2 separate regions of the Mus musculus genome follow, and region 2 is linked to region 1. The links are chromatin loops, found by intact Hi-C in ENCODE. Cell type or tissue: left cerebral cortex. All regions are shown on one strand.

Region 1 (2,500 bases):
TAGAAGCAGCCACCACCTTGACTAGAATTGCTGTCTCAGAAGAGGAGAAGAAATGCAAAGTATTTACATATTGGGAGTCTGGTTGAGGCTAATAAGTAGGTGGGGTCTAGTAGAAAAGAATTTGAAACCAATTTTTAAATAGTAAACAGCTATTTGATGTTGCCTTAATTGGCATAATCTGTGCCAGGCATGGTGGCATAAGCCTATAATTCAAGAACTTGGTGGTAGTAGCAATAGGATCATGACTTCAAGCCCAGCCCGGGACTTAACTGTTGAAGAAAATGTGGTGGAATATAATATTTATGTAACTTGACTTTTGGAAACTTTCTGAAATGAATAATAAAATTACTGACAACTTCTAACTTCCTGGGCAATAATTTTCAGAAATTAAGAGTTTGGAAGGACCAAGTGACACTAGTGAAGCAAGTTAAGGACTCTGTTAATGTAACTGTGAGCTGTGTGGTGGACCCGCTGTCAGCTGCAGCACAGACCCTATTGGGTACTCTTCAGGTGGAACTGGAAACGCACGGTACAGCAGGAGCCTCAGGAAAGGCTGTGTCTCTGGTGGAATGTCACTCAAAGGCACTGCTCTCCTCACCTCATTTTGCGGGCTATCTTGAGGTCACAGTCAATCCCCTGCCCCTCCTTTTACTTAATGTAGCACATCTTTATATGCATGACATTTCCCCTAGTAGGCTACATCTAAAAATGAATTCATTTGTCTATATTTAAGTAGTTAATCAAGAAGATGTATTTCTTCTAAGCAAGAGCTCATGACTTGAGATGAAATAGAAAGGCTGGACAGGTAAGTGTACCGATGTCATGGAAGTGAGAAATTCCTGAAGATAACCTTTAAGGCAGCTTCCAGTGCCTTCTCCCAAACCTTGCCACAACTCCTGAGGACCACCTGGAAATAAAAAGGTCCTTCAGAAAATCTCCTGTTTGTTTTATGAGATTGTTTCTGTCTTTAGTATCCTTTTCTTTTTTTAAAAAACAATATTTTATTAAATACATTCAAGTAAAATCGGCATTTAATGAAGCTTTAAATAGATATATTTATAAAATGTCAGCAGGTGTGGCATCTACACCTTACACCTTTAATCCCTACACTTAAAGGCAAGCAGGTCTCCATGAGTCCCAGCTTGTCCTACATAGGGAATTCTCAGAAGCAACTTGGGATACATAATGAGACCCCATCCAAAAACAAAAAAACAAAAACAAAAACAAAAAGAAAACTGTCTCTTTCCTGTCATTGCCTTATAAATCACACCCCCTTGTGGTAATAAAGGTTTATGACTTAACCCTTCATAGTTATCTGCCAGATAGTTTCTACAAACATTGTGTAGAAATTTCATTAAAAGCTAAGTAAAATAAAGAGGGTGGAAAACATGAAATTTTAAAAGTGCTTGCAGCAAGGAAAAGCAAAAAGGAATAAAATCAGCAAAATTCAAACTGATGTAAGTTAAACAAGTGGCCCTTTGCTTATGATCAGACGATGTTCTGAGACATGCATCATTTGGTGAGTGCTCTCACTGTGTGTGTTACTCATACAACCCTAGCTGCTGCAACAAACTGCAAACCAGGCTGATCTGGAATGTTCATGGCATAGCCTCTTGCTTCTGGAATGATGATGAGAGAACAATATAAACTTCAGTCAGGAACAGAAAAAACCTATGCATGCATTCAATAAACAAAGGAAGAATAGCTGTACGGAGCTGTTGAGTGTATAATACATCAATTTCCCAGGGAAAATGTTAGCAAGTAGGAGAACACTCTAGAACAATTAAAAAAAAGGACAGCAGGGCACACAGTAACTTAGCAAGGATATGCTGGGAGCACATAATGGTTTGCAATGTACTTGTGTACACTGCTAGTGCAGGAGGTTTTATTTTTACACCTGTTGTCACCTGTGAAGAATGCATTGTGCTGTATCCTTTCAGAGCAACTGTAATCTTATGAGAGCACTGTCATATATATGGCCTGCCATTGGTCAATACATCTTCGTGCATTTTGTGAGTGTAAGTTAACTTACATTTGAATTGTTTATAAGATGCTCTTATCACTGAACTCCTCACACTGAAGTACTACAGGCTTTCTACTTTACTGCCCTTGATAAAACAGATCTAATAATTTCTTTTTTTTTATTACGTATTTTCCTCAATTACATTTCCAATGCTATCCCAAAAGTCCCCCACACCCCTCCCACTCCCCTACCCACCCATTCCCATTTTTTGGCCCTGGCGTTCCTCTGTACTGGAGCATATAAAGTTTGCCTGACCAATGGGCCTCTCTTTCCATTGATGGCCGACTAGGTCATCTTTTGATACATATGCAGCTAGAGTCAAGAGCTCCGGGGTACTGGTTAGTTCATGATGTTGCTCCTCTGATAGGGTTGCAGATCTCTTTAGTTCCTTGGATACTTTCTCTAGCTCCTCCATTGGGGGCCCTGTGATCCATCCAATAGTTGACTGTGAGCATCCACTTCTGTGTTTGCTAGGCC
Region 2 (2,500 bases), 490 kb before region 1:
GCAGGCAACAGAAATGAAGTAACTATACAATAATGTTTTATTATCATTAACATTTATCAGAGCTGGTTTGACAGGGTACGTTATTCTAGAAAATGGGTATAATTGAGATAAGAATCTTTCTTTAAACTTTTATACCTAATATATTAACTGTAACCATGTCTCTAGCCAAGTTAATCAAGCAGATATATAAACTATTTAAGACATTTGAGTGGGAGAGCCAGAGTCTCTCTTTCTAGGCTCAGTCTGCCAAAAACCATTGGAGGCGTCTCTATTTCTAATATTAGATACTACAATTGGACCTCCGCCTCCTGCCTCCAGATAACTATTCAGTAGGGCTGACTCTCAGCTTATGTGAAGATATAGGAGAACAGAATTTGTGACATCCTGGAAGCTTGCCAGATTTCAGTGGGTGGGAGGACCAAGGCTAAAGGCCAAATGACAGATCCCCTAGGAGGATGCACAAAACAGACCCTCAGGCCTCTGTTGACTAAAGTGATAGTTTTTTTGATCATGGGGGTAGTTAGGAAATAATCTAGTTCAGTTTCTCTCCAAGAAAAATAATTCCAAGTTGAGGCTGGTACACTGTGAGGGGGAAAAAAATCTAAAATAAAAAGCTTAGCTGTAGTTCATTAACTTTAATTGGTTTTTGTTGCTTCTCCTCAGGTTTCCTGGATCTTTCCGCCATCTCCTCCCCCAACTCTCGGCTTTCCCTTCTTCTACCTCTCGCCTCCTCCCCCTCCAATCTGGCTTTCCCTCCTTCCTGGCAGCATTTTTAGCTTTAATTTGATAGTAAAAACTGAATCCAAAGTTACAGAATTCTTCAAATTCAACTTCTTTGGAGAAAAAGAAGTTTCAGGAAAAAAAGAATTAGCTATCTCAGCTGAGATCCTGGACATCAAAGGCCTATGTCTCCACACGTGACAGGTGTCCTGGGAGGGTTAAAGAAAATCAGTCACTCCTTAAAAGTCATTTGTACACTTAGTACCGGCATATCTCTGCCCTAGGAATAAACAGAGACACAAAACAGGTCTTCATTGTCATGAATTTTAGACTACTGGAAAACATGTAAAAACAAACAAACAAGACAATGTGTTTTTTTAAATGTCAATGCTATTAAAAAGCAAAGGGCTATGAAAATAAAGATAGTGTGATGCTTAGAGTATAGGTGAAGAGCATCTCTGAGGTCCTGCGCTCCAGAAGAATGCAGGGATATAAACATTTCAGCATTTCTTCAGGAAGGATATTTAGACAAAGGACAGCATGAACTGCATAAAGAAGGCCAAAACATGCATAGTATGATAAATAAGAGAGGCATGCAAGAACACAAGGCCAACAAAAATGAAAGAAAACAATTGCTTGAATACATTCTGTTCCCATCCTCTCCCAGGGCAGAGTTATATGCCTGCATGAGTACTGCACAAGAGTCACCAAGTCTGCCAGGCATTGAACAATTGCTGTATTGAAATTTTATGAGCAATTAAATCTGAAATGTAATGTTTTATTTTGTAAATCCTTGCTTCAAAGTACCTAACCCCTGCCCCATCATTTCAGAATTATTTTACAATCTCAAAGTACTAAATTTAGGTATAAGGTATAAAGGAAGATAGAAAACCTATCTCAGTCAAAACAGTTGAATCCTATGTACCAGTAATTATCCCACCCAAATTAAATTTAGTTATATGAATGTTCAATTCCTTCACCTCTTATTTCTACTGTATTTTATATGGCTTGGCTTAGGTTGATACATGGTCCATCTTAAACACACACACATCTATTTCAGTACAGACACACAAACGCATGAATATATGTACTAAAATAGAAGTGTGTGTATCTGTTGTGTATCTCATATTTTAAAACCGTGGAAAATATAGCCAAATGAATTTAATCATCTGCATTGTACTTTTATATTTAAAATGCTGCTTCAGAGAATGTAAAGCTATTTTAGATCCACTTCTAACTCATCAGATAGAAAGATTTAGTCTCAACCAAAGCAGAAAACAGAAAAGAATATTTATGCGTGTTTTATTTCACTGGAATATTTCCATTTTAATTAGAAAGTATACACAAATGCTAATTTCATCACTAATATGTTCCAGTCTGACCTATTCAAGCAAGTGTACCTGAAACTTACATTTAATTCTATGATTTCTAGTGTGAGAGGAAATCTAAATTGGAAAGGGAAAGAAGATTGGAGGACAACAAAATATTGCAATAATGTCTGGGTAAAATATAAATTCCTGAAAGTAAGAGAATTTAATGACATTTCTGCTATATGAGAATCAGAAAGCTGTTTTACCTTCTGGACAATAAGATGAATTGGATTCATGGTTTTAAAGACAATGTATATGTTTTAATTCAGCTATTAAACTGTTAAATAGATGAAAAGATTTTCAATAAACAGTTGAACAGTAAATCTATGCCCTTAATTCTCCTTCAGTGGTGTTGTACTGATCAGAATGGTGTTTATTTTTTCATAAAGATTAAAATTTATATTAATAAG

Evidence for each region. Peaks named below come from ENCODE experiments on the same cell type or tissue, not always from the same donor. Only the 100,000 strongest peaks of a DNase experiment are listed, where the experiment ranks them.
Region 2: it touches region 1 in a loop (2.8-fold over the local background); 2 of 42 quality-filtered maps call a loop at or near these places.

Annotation. Positions count from the first base shown.
Region 1 is chr13:81,821,724-81,824,223 of GRCm38, reverse strand. No RefSeq gene overlaps it. Among named protein-coding and RNA genes, the nearest start is that of Gm32836, 4.2 kb to the left of the region's middle. In left cerebral cortex, a CTCF peak has its summit at 1,288 (motif pointing left); no DNase peak of the experiment used is centred here; H3K27ac peaks cover 700 bases.
Region 2 is chr13:82,315,216-82,317,715 of GRCm38, reverse strand. No RefSeq gene overlaps it. Among named protein-coding and RNA genes, the nearest start is that of Gm24295, 270 kb to the right of the region's middle. In left cerebral cortex, no CTCF peak of the experiment used is centred here; DNase peaks (open chromatin) are centred at 355, 720 and 1,379; H3K27ac peaks cover 1,737 bases.